Linked DNA regions of Homo sapiens: region 2 is linked to region 1. Evidence: chromatin contacts called from ENCODE Hi-C or POLR2A ChIA-PET data. All regions are on one chromosome and are shown on one strand. Each heading gives the region's core, a stretch centred on a gene start or an enhancer-like site at or near the end of the contact. The rest is flanking DNA. Distances are from core to core; before and after follow the strand shown. Region 1 holds the start of SAFB (scaffold attachment factor B). Region 2 holds the start of SH2D3A (SH2 domain containing 3A).

Region 1 (7,406 bases), core at 2,898-5,397:
TAGGACTCCTAATCTTGGTGAAGACCCTTACTCTGATTTATAATGAGGACACTTTTCCCTCAACAAGTTTGGCTACTTCAGTTTTTGCAAGGAAGCAGTTACTGGTGAGTTCCCAGAATGAGTCCAACTTTGGACTCAACTGAACACTGCTGCATAGTGCTTGAAACGAAAATTAACTGGTGAATTCCTCCTGATCTAACAGTTGTATGTAATCACAGGCCCTAACTGCAACCACAAAGTCCTAAGGCTCTTGTGCTTTATCCATTAGCCACGTGCCCCGACACCTCTAGAGAACATCACCAGCTCAGGATGGAAGATGAGGCCTGCAGGGCCTGAGCACCACCTGAAGACCTGGGCTCTCTCTGGGCTTGGTTACTTCTCTGAAAAAGGAATGGGAAGGGATCAGAAGCCCTTCTAACCCTCACTAGAGCTGAGGCTACAAAAGTCCTTTTTATAGCAACAGAAGAACTTTATCATCCAAGCTTTCCTGACAAAACACTAACTCCAAGTAGTTTTGAATCCACCTAAGCTTTAATCTAGACATTCAGGCAGGTCTTCAAAGCACTCAGCTAAAGTTTAGTTTTTCTAATGATGCAAAGATCATTAGAAATGATCCCTGCTAGGCCGGGCACAGTGGCTCATGCCTCTAATCCCAGCACTTTGGGAGGCCCAGGCGGGTGGATCACCTGAGGTGAGGAGTTCGAGACCAGCCTGGCCAACATGGATGGTGAAACCACGTTTCTACTAAAAATATAAAAAAGTAGCTGGGCGTGGCGACGGGCACCTGTAATCGCAGCTACTCAGGAGGCTGAGGCACAAGAATCACTTGAACCCGGGAGGCGGAGGTTGCAGTGAGCCAAGACCGCACCACTGCACTCCAGCCTGGGCAACAACAGCAAAACTCCATCGCAAAAAAAAAAAAAAAATCCCTGTTAAATTCCTGCTAAAAGCCAAGGATATTTTGAGTAGTAAGTCTTGAACTTTACAGTTTTAAAATGAGCACCTACATAAAAAACTTTTAAACTTTATTGTTAAGCAGTTTTCCCAACCACTAAAAAAAGAAAATTCACATCATGCATAAGTTAACACCTAAACAGAAGAGATAAACTATATTTCCTGCGTAGACCAGTCTCTCACATTCTGAATGTGCTCAGGCTGGGCCTTCTAGGTGAAATACGGACACTCACAAGAACAGCAAAAACGCATCCATGTGTCAAAATTAAACTTTAACTTAAAGCTCTTATGCAACCTAACTAAAAGATTTAATCTTTCAAACTACATGCACATGTTTTAAACAGTTAATGTGTTATGAAACACATTAAGAAGAAAAAGCTATTAAAAAAATGAAATTGTTAAAAATGCTACAATTTCTTTCTACTTTCTAAGCACTGATCCTCCACTGCCTGAATTTAGCACTTTTCCAAGAAAACAGGCCCCCTGCACAGGAAACCTAAATTATATTATCCTTATCACCATAAAACCTAACAATACCAACTGGGATAGTCAAAGCTTCAAAGTTTTATGGAATTCAATGCTTTCAAAAATAACTGGTATCAGCCATAAACAGGAATGAAGTATCAATACATGTTACAACACAGATGAACTTTAAGCATTATGCTACGTGAAAGCTGATGCAAATGGCCATATGTTGTACAATTCCATCTACATGAAATGTCCACAATAGGCAAATCTATGCGGACAGAACATGGATTAGTAGTTGCCAGGGGCTGGAGGGAGAAAAGTAAGGCGACTAACTTCTAATGAGGACCGGGTTTCCTTTTTGGGTGATGAAAATCCAGAAGGAGACGGTGGTGGTGGTGGCAGAGCCTTGTGTATACACTAGGAAGCACTGAATTGTACACCTTAACCTGATGAATTTAACGGTCTGTGAATTAAACCTTCACATTCAAAAACCGTAATAGTAAAAAATAGGCTGAGTGCAAATACCCCAACAATCTACTTTGGACCCTAGCAAAGCTGAGTTCTATTCGGTCTCAGGTTGGTGTCCTTTTCTTTGGGTTAAGACCTATTTTTTGAACCAGGAAGGAAGCCAAGTAGGTACATTTGGTTCCTCAGACCCGTAGAAGTAGCTTTAAGAGCTTGTCTTTCTCTAGTTGACTTTTAATCCCAATGGCAGAAGCTGAAACGTTTTTCGTATATTTTAATTGCACTTGGCACCTGTACATCTCTTTCCTCCTCCCTGTGCCCTTGACAGAGCTACCTGTTAGGTGGTGACGAGCAAAGCTAACTCTTAGTGGAGGGACACCGAGTACCAGAGAAATTCTCCCAGCCTAGAAGGCGGGAAGAGCACACTACACACCATTTCTCTAAATTCTCTGAACACTCAAGCCCCAAGCAGCATATGTACAATACCTTTAACACATCTCTTGGCTGACTTCTTGCTGGTGGCTTCTAACTCGATGCCAATTTCATCAGGATCTTGCCCCTCTTCTTTAACCGCCTATTAGGGAGAGATGAGTTTTACAACATCATTAAGAGCTGCAGGGCACACACTGTTCCTTACAAGTAACAACCTCCCATGAAACAAAGGCAAACCCGTCCTTGCAAAGAGCAACTCCGGGTCAGCTATCTGGGCCGCAAGCCCAAAAGGCGGAGGAGGAACCCCGCACAACTTGGGTCTCTCTGGGTCCAAATGACAAAGGAGAGGGAGGCTGTGAGCAGGAGCTCCAGAATTGGGGTCAAGGACCAGTTCCAAAATGGCAACTCAACTCGACAATGCCAAACCTTCGACTTTAAAGTTATATGATGGGACAAATTAGAACAGAGAGGCTGCACTTGGCCCGGCCTCGGTGAAGGGCTGGCCACCGCTGGTGAGGAGGAACAGCAGCCAGCCTGGGGAGATTCAACAGGTCCCTCAGTGCCTGCCACCTGCCGGGTCCAGGACTGGGTACCCACAAGCTCCCTCCCTATGCTCAAGTTGTTTGTTCCAGTTGCGGAAACAGACAATTCCCAACCCCTTAATATTTTGCATTTAGCCCCTGCTTTCAGCGAGGTGCGACACAAACGCAGGATGAGCTGGCAAGGAGGTGGGGCAGCGCATTAGGAAGGGCGCTCAGGAAGGTGATGTCTCAGGCAGACCCAAAATGACAACAAGGGGCCGGCCACGAGAAGATCTGGGGGACCCGGGTGGACAGCTTCGTAAAGGCCAAAGCCCTGGGGCAAGAACAAGCACCGCCCCCTTTCCTGTAAATGCTCTGGAGTCCGCCAGACACCCATTCTCCGGAGGAGGAAACTGAGGCACAGAGAGAAAGGCACCTGCCCAAGGTCACAGAGCCAAGGCTCGATCGGGAGCCCCAGGAGGGGTCCCGGGGCCACCCTGGTAGCGGAGAAGACCGCACGCTGAGCGCGCTTGAGGAGAAAAGGTGGAAAGAGGATAGGAAGGGAGGCACAGAGAGGAGCGGTGACGGGCCAAGGTCACACAGCCGGCCCCCTGGGTGCCCGACACCTCGAACCGGGGTCGGCCAAGACGCGGGGCGAACCCAGGGCGCCCCGGGTCCGGGAGCCGCGGTGACAGGTGCAGGCGGGGGCGTGCCCGGGCCTCCTGCGCCACCCCCGAGCCCCGCGCCGCCTCACCTTCTTGAGCCGCTCCATCAGGACGCTCTTGTTGCCGCCCGTGTCCAGGTTCCGCTTCTTCAGCTCCGCCCGCAGATCGATCACCCGCAGCTCGCTGAGCCGCCTCGTCCCAGTCTCCGCAACGCCCGGGCCGAGAGAAGCCGTGCCAGGGCCCGAGTCGCCCGACCCGGGCAGAGTCTCCGCCATCGTCGCGTTCCCGTCTTCGCCACCGACTCAGTCGCACACCGCCGGCAGCTATAGCGGCTCTGAACACAAAATGGCGCCGCCTAAGAGGAAAACGCACTCGTTTCCTCCCGCCCCGCTTTGCGGCCGCGCACGCGCACGCGCACCGCCCCCACTAGCGTACTTAGCAGCAAGGACGCTCGCGCGTCCACCAACCGCGGGTTCCCCGGCACAACGCGCAAGCGCTGAATCTGCAGCTCGCATGCGTCCCGGCAGTTCCCGGCGGGAGGCTGACGAGACGCAACGCGTCTGCGCACATCCCCGCGTTGTTCTCACTGCGCATGTGCAGTTGCAACCGGGATACTAGAACCTACGCTTGGTGCGCCTGCGCAGAAGCGAGGCGCGCTGGGGCGACTGGAGCGGTTCCCTCGCAGGCGGCGCCATTTTGTGCTAGGAGCCTGATAAAACCGGCCCGGTTCTGTGGAAAGTGGGCGGCGGAGCCAGGGTCCCTGGAATGGCGGAGACTCTGTCAGGCCTAGGTGATTCTGGAGCGGCGGGCGCGGCGGCTCTGAGCTCCGCCTCGTCAGAGACCGGGACGCGGCGCCTCAGCGACCTGCGAGTGATCGATCTGCGGGCGGAGCTGAGGAAACGGAATGTGGACTCGAGCGGCAACAAGAGCGTTTTGATGGAGCGGCTGAAGAAGGTGGATTTGGGGCCCCGAGGGCGGGCACAGGGTGGGTCTGGGGTCCTCTTGGCCGCGACGGTGGCTCGCGGGCCCTGGCGTCCGCCCCCGGCCGCGTTCGCGGCCTCGCCGGACCTGGCGCTCTCGCGTCCCCCGGCTCCTCCGAGGCCCCGGAGAGAGTTCCTTGGCCGGCTGGGCCTGGGTTCAAATCCTAACGCCGCAATGGGGCCAGGAGAACCACAAAAACGGCACGCGTGCAGGAGAAACGGTGACGGGTGACATCGTCCACTGAGAGGAGGGTTCTCCCCTCGTCTCGTCCCCTCCTCCGTACCTGGAGGGGAGACCCTGAAACCCTCACTTCCCAGGCGAGGGGAAGGGACTCGGCCAAGGTCACACGGCCGAGGACGGGCAGCGTCGGGATTTGAACCCAGGCCCTGGGATTCCTGATTCGGCTGCTTGGTTTCCCCAGGGAAGATGCTTTGTGACCCACAGGGGACCGACCAGCCTGAATCGGGGCTGATTTACAAAGGAAACACCCGTAGGACATACTCAAAGGGAAAAATAGAAAAAAACCCACCACAATCCAGTTTTCACGGTTTGCCGGTACTCGCTCGGTGAAGTAACGTGGCAGGAAGGAAAAGTGGTGTTGACGGTAGTGATCAGAAATGTGAAATGAGGGGAGACCCCGGGTGGACTTTAAAACCAGCCTCAGAACTGCCCGGGAGGCGGGCAGAGCCTGGGCTCCCCCAGCTCCGTCAGTCTCTCTGGACTTGGGGACCCTGCCAGCTCTCGGTGGCCTGATCTTGGGCATAGGAGACCTTGAACCCCTTCTGAGTCCTCTTTTCTATTCTTTTTTTTTTTTTTTCTCCTGTAAGAAGCAAAAAAGCAATAGGACTTTGATTTGGGGATTAAATAAGTTTGCGTGGAGCAGGCTTGGCGTGCTGCCTGGCGCATGTAAACACTCGGTGTGTGGTTGCCATCACGATTCGCTTTTCCTCTCTGTGCCACCACGAGTCCTCATTTGCAGATCGGGGGCTCTAACGCCTCCCTTGGGGGATTCAAAGGGATCCCTAGGAAAAGCAGAGAGGCAAGTAAAGGTTAGCCACCTGCGGTTTCCTTATTCCTGTAGCTTTTTTTCTCTGCCTTTTTTCCACCTGGCTACTCTGGGACCTCTCCCCTGTAGTTGCTCCGCCTGGCCGCCCACCCCCCAGCCCCTGCAGGCAGTGGGGCTGTTGACACATCCCACCATCCTGACTCCGGAACTACGGAGATCACAGGGCTTTATTATTAATTGGTGATGAGAAGAAGTAGGGATTTTTTTTTTTTTTTTTTTCCTGATGAGAAACCCTGGGCTCAAGGGTGGATAGTTGTCTCGGCCAGAGTCACATGGGCCTTTTAAAAGCTCAAGCTTGTGTTTCTTTTCACTATGGATTCTCTTTACTCAGATAAGGCAGGAAGCCCACTGATCTACATATTTACCCAGAGAAAATGCAGAGAGTGGAGATTGGCGGCTGGTCAGGTGTGGTGCCCCGCCACCAGGGCCTCCCATCAGCTAAGCCAAATTAAGAGGCTTTATCCTTTTTTTCTCCCTGGACGGTCCATAGGCCTGAAAAGCTGCTGTGATCTTCCTGTCAAGCTGGTGACTGAGACTTCCCATCACTCGCTGTCATCTCTGAGAGCACAGATTTGTTCCTTCTTCCTTCTCCTTTTCATTTTCTTCAAGATGTGGTCCCAAAACACGAATACCGCCAGCCCATATCCCTGTCTGCCACTCACCCAAGCCAGTCTGGAGTTCCTGATCTCATTCTCTTCCCGTTTCTGTCATCCTGTTGGTGTCCCTTTCTTGGTTTATTTTTCCAGGAAGGGCAAAAGAACAAAAAGGGGAAACAGGACACCTGCCTAGGGCATTGCTTCTCTTCTCCTGGTGGTGTTTCAGAATTGCCTGTCCCCGGGAAAAGGGTGAGGGACTTGGTGATTGTACTTTTCCTTGATCCCAGGAAAGAACTTCAGTCCCTTTTCTGGCTTCTGAGAGGAGAGATTTTTGTTGCTGCTGGTAAAGATGAGATGTGGAACCCCCAGGCCCTATCTCAATTCAGACTTACCCACCTGGGAAACTTGGAGGCTTCCAAACCTCTGCAGATAAAACATAGTACATGAAATGATGTAAACAAAACTTGTGCTCATGGGACTGGAGAGTAAAGACTGGAAAAGTTATCAGTAAAACTTGACCTGAAGCTAAGTTTCTAGGGACGTCATCGTGATTGACGTGTTCGGTACTGATGGCTTAGTTGATGCCAGGCACTGTGCTGAGGATGGGCATAGTTGAAGTGAGTGACAGAGTCCTGGGGTGGGAGGCTGGGCGTGCCAAGAAATTCTTATAATTCAATATCCGATGAGGCACAATCACCTAGTGGTTGAGAATGAGGTACTGGAGTCGGTTGTGAATGTACATGATGGGGATCGGATGAGGTCATGCATGTCGTGACGGGTCTCGTGCGTAACACATAGTAGGATCCCAGTCAGCGAGCATTAGTATTCTGTCCACACAGTACTGAGTACAGGCACGGCGTGGAGGGAGTCCCTGGAGGGTTAAAGAGTATTTTGTGAGTAAAGTCAGGGGAAATGGAGAGTGTGCCTTTCCCTTTTTGAGTTCTTCTGGGCTTAGGAAGGAGATGAACCAGATAAGCCTACTGTTTGTTGAGTGCTTCCTTTTCATGGCTAGTAGAGTCCTCACAACAGCCTTCCAGGGTAAGTACTGTATTATTATTAGCCGCATGTTCCAGAGGAAGAAGCAAAAACTGAGCACCTAAGTAAACCTGCCTGGGACCACCCAGCTAAGAACTGGTGGCGTCAGTCGGTCTCCAGTGTAGAGCGAGATAACAGATGAGTGGATGGGCCACAGGTCCTGGGTGGTGAGGGCGGCAGCAGCTTTTTGATCTTAAAAATACAGTTTCCTTGTCACCTGAGA
Region 2 (7,294 bases), core at 856-3,355, 1.1 Mb after region 1:
TGAAAAAACATCCCAGTCAGGGGGAATTTAACTTACAAACATCCATGGCTTCTCGGCAACCTATGCGCACACTCAGAGGTTCTCAGGATAGGTGCAGATCTAACCCCTATTCTTTGCTTTAGAATGCAACGCTGGGGGCCAGGCGCGGTGGCTCACTCTTGTAATCCTAGCACTTTGGGAGGCAGAGGTGGGTGGATCATCTGAGGTCAGGAGTTTGAGACCAGCCTGGTCAACACAGTGAAACCCCGTCTCTACTAAAAATACAAAAATTAGCCAGGCATGGTGGCGTGTGCCTGTAGTCCCAGCTACTCAGGAGGCTGAGGAGAGAGAATCGCTTGAATCCAGGAGGCAGACCCTGCAGTGAACCGAGATCACACCACTGCACTCCAGCCTGGGTGACAGAGCAAGACTCCGTCTCAAAAAAAAAAAAAAAAAAAAGAATGTAACCCCAGGGTTAAGATTTTTAAAAGGTCACATTTTGTAGCAATGTCAGCAAACAGCAATGTTGCCTTTGCAGATCCTTCTATTTCGGAGCCCATACATGTGGTTATCATGATGATTGAATTTGGATCTCAGACATTTTGGTAGTTTCCCGATAATCTCACAGGCCTCAGGGCCAGTGTGTCTCAGGTGTCTGGTGGGGGAGATTTCTCTGGATGGTCCAGAAGAAGATAATCTGCTTCTTACTCTCCTGCAAGCTCTCCCTGCAGCCCTGCAAAGTCTTCTGGTGGGGTCTGCAGAGAAATTCCTGCCTCCTGAGTCAGCAGGAAGTTCCCAGACCAGCCCTAGGTGGCTTTAGGGGAGGAGCGCTGGGCAGGGAGCCAGCTGCCAGTGCCGCATACCTGAAGCCAGGTGTGTCTTTGCAATGCCTGCGCACTTCCTGTTTGTCACCTGGACCAGGGCTAGCCTCGGTCGCAGAGTTTCCCAACCCCAAGTTCCTGTCTTGTGTCTCCCTTAGTGAGAGTGAAGTTGAGTCAATGGCAAGGTTCTGGTTAGTTTGAGGACACAGGGTGGCCATAGGTCAGCCAAAGGCCAACTAAGCCATCTCCTGCCTCTGAGTCCTTTGGGATCATTTATTCGGGCACGGAAGAGAAGAAACGGGCAGAATCAGGAATCAGACCAAGCATAGAGAGAGGAGAGAGGGGATTATTCATGTTCCAGTTGGATCATAAACATGTGTCCACGTGTGGGGAGGACGTGGAGGGTGGGAACCACCAGCACAGGCAACACAAACACAGATGTAGGCAGGACTCGCTTTTGACGTTGGACGACCATTGCTGGAGCACTTGCTGTGCACCAGGCTCTGTTCTAGGACCTAGAGATACAGTGACTAAGGAGATTAAAGCTCGGCACCACCCTGCCCTCCAGAGCTTGCAGTCGGCTGCGCAAGACAGACTGCAAACGAGCACAAGATGAATGGAGAAGACAGACCATTTCTAAGAGTTATCAATGAAAGTGATAAGCCAGGGAGATGTGATAGAGGAGGCTGGACAGGACAGCCTCTCCTATAAAGTGACATTGGAACTGAGACCTCAGTACAGAAGGAGGCAGTTAGGCAAAGATTTGGAGGAGTCGCCTGGGTGAGGGGTACAGTAAGGGTAAAGGCCTGGAGCTGAGATGGACTTGCTTTTTACATTTTACATCATCAAGGCGGCTGGTGTAGCCGGAATACGATGAGGAAGGAGTAGATAGGAGGGCAATGAGGTTGGAGAGATCAGGAGGAGAGACTAGGCAAAAACTAGTGGACTTTGAATTTTAATCTCTATGACCCAAGGGTTTTAAGTGAAGGAGGGGCCCGATCTGATTCGCCGTTTAAGAGGATCACTCAGGCAAAAATGGAAACAATGGCTTTCTGTGCTGCACAGGAAATACACTTAGAGAGGCACGCCCAGGTGAGCCCGAGCACACCGACACGCGTAACGCACAGCGACCCTCTCATTCGCGAGGCGACCTCTTCTACCCCAGATCCTCCCTGCGAGCCGGTGACCCCACCTGGAAAGAGAGGACTCCCCATCCCAATAATCCTGGTTCTGGATCTGCCCTGGGGCTCCACTCACCTGGGCAGGACCCGCGGGGCTCCCACGAGGCTGGGTCCAGGCGGAAGCTGAGGCTCCGCGGCTCCGGGCTGCTGTCACCCCCGCCCTCCACCTTGCCACCGCCCCAGCCTTCCCAGACCACACCTAGTGGGAACTCAGCCCAGTTACCTGACCACACCTCCTGCAGACCCCGCCCCCTGCGGGCCCCGCCTCAAACTAACTTCCCAGGCCCTTGCTCCGCCCCCTTAAAACCATTTTTTTTGCTACTAGCCACGCCTCCTTCTGCATCGCACCGCTTTCTCCATAGACCCCGCCCACTAGGGGAGCACCACGCATCCTTTCCTGCCAGTGGCCCCTCCCCTTGTATATAGCCACGACCACCGCCGAATGACTACGCCCACCCGCAGCCACCTCCTTCTCAGCCCCGCCCCTTAGGGCAATAGAAGAAATTTCATCCCAACGTTCCCGCCCCTTAGAACCCTGCCCCTCCCTTCCACCCAGGCGGCCCCAAGCACCCATGGCCCTTTGGGACCAGGGCGGGGTGGAGTGGGGTGCCTCTCTCCCCTCCCCGCCAAGGCTCCGGGTCAGGGCAGGGCAACTCCCTCGGGCTCTTACGCCAGGCTGGGGTAGCTGCGGCAGCTGTGACGTAAGGAGGGGTACGCTTCCTCCAGACCGCCCTCCCGGATTTTCCGGAAAGAAGCCCCATTTAGGTGGCGGGTTTTGTGGAGAGACGTCCGGGAAAACGCGACAGCTTCCTTCAGTGACAGCACGCTGGAGCGGGGCGGGACTTTGGTGGAGGTGGAAGGCAAATCATTCAGGTGGTTTCCCAGGTGGGAAGAAGGGTGGGGGGGACTTCCATCGTGATGCCTGGAGACGAACAAGAGAAAAGGTGACAGGGACCTAGTGCAAGAGAGAGGACTCTTTGGCCACGTTTATTGATGAGTTCCTCATATTAACATCAGTCTTGTCTTGTAGAGACAGGGTCTTGCTATATTGCCCAGGCCGGAGTGCAGTGGTGATCATAGCTCACTGTAGCCTCAACCTCCTGGGCTTAAGCTATCCTCCCGCTTCAGCCTTCCAAGCAGCTGAGACTAAAGGTGCACACCACCACACCCAGCTGATTTTATTTTATTTTTTGTAGATGTGGCGTCTTACTATGCTGCCCAGGCTCTGGAACTCCTGGGCTCATGCGAACTTCCTGCCTTGGCCTCCCAGAGCGCTGAGATTACAAGCAAGCATGAACCACTGTGCTTGGCCCCAGTAACCACAGTCTTAAAAGCAGTAGCAGCAGCTAACATTTATTGAGCACTTACTGTACACAAGGGCTGTTCTGTCAACTTGCCTTTATTTTATTTTATTTTATTTTTTGAGATGGAGTTTCACTCTCGTTGCCCAGACTGGAGTGCAGTGGCAGCAGTCTCAGCTCACTGCAACCTCCACCTCCCCGGTTCAAGCGATTCTCCGGCTGTAGACTCCCGAGTAGCTGGGATTACAGGCTAATTTTTGTATTTTTAGTAGAGATGGGGTCTCGGCCAGACTGGTCTCAAACTCCTGACCTCATGTGATCCACCTGCCTCGGCCTCCCAAAGTGCTGGGGTTACAGGCATGAGGCCTCTATTTTAATTTTCAAACAGACCACCCTGTAAGGGTGGTAGGTAGTATTTTCATCACTTCCATTTTCCAGATGGAGAAACTGAGGCACAGGGCAACTAAACCATTTGCCCAAGTTAACCTGGCTTGTAAGTGGTAGAGGCGAAATTCAAACCCGGAGCTCTGGAGCTTTATCCTGTCTGCCTCCTTTTCAATCTTCGCATGCCCACTTTCTCCACGATGCTGCTTTGCGGTGAAAGTTACTCACCCACCATTTTACAGATGAGGAAATTGAGGCCTAGAGGGCCAACGATGCTTGGGGATGAAAAGTTTTGATGCCTGTAGGTTGCAAAGCAGGGAATTTCCAGACTGGGCTCCCCCGACTGGCCCTGGCAAATATGGAAGAGACTCCAGGCTCAAGAGGGGAAGAAAGTTTCTTCCTTATCCCTCACCGGTCTGGTATTGGTACAGTCAGAGGGTAGGGGCATGTTCAGGGAAGGGGTCTAGCGCCTCCTCGTGGTTATAATAATTTAAAAAGAGGGCCCAGCACTTTGGGAGGCCGAGGTGGGCAGATCACCTGAGGTCAGGAGTTCCAGACCAGCCTGACCAACATGGTGAAACCCTGTCTCCACTAAATACAAAATTAGCTGGGTGTGGTGGAATGCACCTGTAATCCCAGCTACTGGGGAGGCTGAGGAAGGAGAATCACTTGAACCTGGGAGGCGGAGGTTGCTGTGAGCAGATTAGCTGTGTGTGGTGGCATGCACCTGTAATCCCGGCTACTAGGGAGGCTGAGGAAGGAGAATCACTTGAACCTGGGAGGCAGAGGTTGCTGTGGGCAGAGATTGCACCATTGCACTCTAGCCTGGGCAACCAGAGTGAAACTTTCTCCTAAGAATAATAATAACGATAATTTAAAAAGAAACTCCATGATGAGGGCCACGTATTAGGTGGACGGGGGAGGGCCTGCTTACACTCTACTGGGGTGGAAGCTAGGGATGGGGGCAGAGAGACCTAATCTCATGAAGATGATTTCAGCTAATGATAAGGTAATGGCCGGGAAGCCAGTAAATGTTTGTTGAATGAGTTAATGAAAGACACTATTGGGCCTGGCACAGTGGCTCGTGCCTGTAATCCCAGCACTTTGGGAGGCTGAGGCAGGTGGATCACTTGAGGCCAGGAGTTTGAGACCAGCCTGGGCCACATGGCGAAACCCTGTCTCTACTGAAAATACAAAAATTTAGCCACGCATGGTGACACCTATAATCCCAGCTACTCGGGAGGCTGAGGCAGGAGAATCACTTGAATCTGGGAGGCAGAGGTTGCAATGAGCCGAGATTGCGCCACTACACTCCAGCCTGGTCCATAGAGCAAGACAAAAAAAAAAAAAAAAAAAGACACTATTGTAGTCTATAAGGAGAGGGATGATGGTGGCTTGGATTTGGGTGGTGACCATGGACATGGTGATAAAGGGATGGATTTGGGATAAATGTCAGGTGCAGTCAATAGAGCTTTCAATTATTTATTCATTCAACAGGTATTTAAGGGGCATGCCTATGTGTCAGGTGCTGCATAAGAGAGGGGTCAGTAGTGAACCAAAGAAACATAAATTCTTGAACAGACAATAAAGAAACAATGATGAGCGGGTGCCATGGCCCACGTCTGTAATCCCAGTACTTTGGGAAGCCGAGGTGGGAGGATTGCTTGAGGCCAGGAGTTCAAGACCAGCCTGGGCAACATAGTAAAAGCCCCTCTCTGCAAAAAAATTTAAAATTAGCCAGGCACAGTGGCACAAGCCTGTAGTTCCAGCTACTTGGGAGGCTGAGGCGGGAGGATCACTTGAGCCCAGGAGTTTGAGGCTGCAGTGAGCTATGATCATGCCACTGAACTCCAGCCTGGATGACAGAAGAAAGAGCCTGGGCACAGTGACTCAAGCCTGTAATCCCAGCACTTTGGAAGACCAAGGCGGGCAGATCACTTGAGGTCAGGAGTTTGAGACCAGCCTGGCCAACATGCTGAAACCCTGTCTCTGTGAAAATACAAAAATTACCTGGGCATGGTGGCAGGTGCCAGTAATCCCAGCTGCCTGGGAGGCTGAGGTCAGGGAAAACCTGGGAGGCAGAGCTTGCAGTGAGCTGAGATCATGCCACTGCACTCCAGCCTGGGTGACAGAATGAGACCCTGTCAAAAAAAAAAAAAAAAAAAAAAAAAAAAAGCCGGGCGCGGTGGCTCACGCCTGTAATCCCAGCACTTTGGGAGGCTGAGGCAGGTGGATCACCTGAGGTCAGGAGTTCGAGACCAGCCTGACCAACATGGAGAAACCCTGTCTCTACTAAAAATACAAAATTAGCTGGGCGTGGTGATGCATGCCCGTAATCTCAGCTACTTGGGAAGCTGAGACAGGAGAATCGCTTGAACCCAGGAGGCAGAGGTTGTGGTGAGCTGATCACACCACTGCACTCTAGCCTGGGCAACGAGAGTGAAACTCCGTCTCAAAAGAAAAAAAAAGAAGAAAGAAGCCTGGCGCGGTGGCTCACGCCTGTAATCCCAGCACTTTGGGAGGCTGAGGCGGGCGGATCATGAGATCGGGAGATCGAGACCACGATGAAACCCTGTCTCTACTAAAAATACAAAAAATTAGCCAGACGCGGTGGCGGACGCCTGTAGTCCCAGCTACTCAGGAGGCTGAGGCAGGAGAATGGCGTGAACCCGGGAAGCGGAGCTTGCAGTGAACTGAGATTGCGCCACCGCACTCCAGCCTGGGTGACAGAGTGAGACTCCGTCTCAAAAAAAAAAAAAGAAGAAAGAAACAAAGAGAGAAAGAAAGGAAAGAAAGAAAGGAAGGAAGGAAGGAAGGAAGGAAGGAAGGAAGAAAGGAAGGGAGGGAAAGAGGGAGAGAAAGGAAGGAAGGAAAAAAATAACTTAAAAAATCAGATTTGTTGGACAAAGATCAGGGCTTAACCTAGGGAGGTGGGTAGAGCTAATGGAATGCGGAAAAGGCTGTGATTTGAAATGAGGGGATTTAGGAAGACCTCATGAGAAGGTAGCATTTGAGCAAAGACATGTAGGGGTGAGGGAGCTAGCCATGAAGTTGCTTAAGGTGGAGGACACAGCCCGTGCAAAGGCCCTGGGGCAGGGCCGTATGTTCCTGGCATGTTGGAGGAAGAGCGAAGAGGCCCGTGTGGCTGGAGCACAGTGAAGAGGGGGAGAGAGGGAGTGGGGAGGGCAGGGAGGGAACTGGGCAATTCAAGCAGGGTTTTGTGGGCCTTGGGGAGGACTTGGGCTTGTCCCTGGAGGAAAGTGGGAGCCATAGAGAGTTGTGGGCAGAAGAAGGGTGTGCCCTGACTCAGATGCTCACAGGCAACCTCTGGTGGTGGCTGCAGGGAGGACAGACTGTGGGGTACGGGGGCTGGAGTCAGAAGACCAGCTGAGTGATGACGGGGCTGGACCAGACAGAGGAGGGGGTGAGAAGTGGGTGAATTCTGGGTATATTTCAGAGTGTCACTGCCGCCGTCTGCATATGGAGGAAGCTCACCCATCTCATAGTCTAGCTGGCCTGACTCCCCCAGCCCCCCAACTCCCCATGCCCAGGCCTGTGTCGAGTGGGCGGAAGAAAGAGATGTCAGATTCTGCATGGAAGGCGTGGGGTGGGGCTGGGCTGCAGGTGC

Evidence for each region. Hi-C counts contacts between places; a loop is a spot of excess contacts on that map. ChIA-PET counts read pairs that join two places held with the same protein, here RNA polymerase II (POLR2A). Pooled maps may share reads with other maps.
Region 2: a loop to region 1 is called in a pooled map, with 5 times the contacts of the local background. The contact joins the promoter of SH2D3A here to the promoter of SAFB in region 1. A Hi-C loop is called at or near these places in 6 of 50 pooled maps. POLR2A ChIA-PET finds 5 or more read pairs at or near these places in 2 of 52 experiments (AG04449 and activated CD4-positive, alpha-beta T cell).

What each region holds. Positions count from the first base shown.
Region 1 is chr19:5,618,936-5,626,341 of GRCh38, forward strand. SAFB (scaffold attachment factor B) reads left to right here and starts at 4,148. Exons shown (of 21, transcript NM_001201338.2): 1 at 4,148-4,459. The coding sequence starts at 4,271. It overlaps SAFB2 (scaffold attachment factor B2), which reads right to left and starts at 3,841. Exons shown (of 21, transcript NM_014649.3): 1 at 3,595-3,841; 2 at 2,374-2,461. The coding sequence starts at 3,780. RefSeq lists silencers at 2,241-2,461, 3,466-3,585, 4,556-4,605 and enhancers at 2,380-3,112, 3,586-3,925, 3,846-4,578, 4,579-5,310.
Region 2 is chr19:6,765,330-6,772,623 of GRCh38, forward strand. SH2D3A (SH2 domain containing 3A) reads right to left here and starts at 2,106. Exons shown (of 10, transcript NM_005490.3): 1 at 2,058-2,106. RefSeq lists an enhancer at 1-496 and silencers at 2,585-2,644, 7,198-7,294.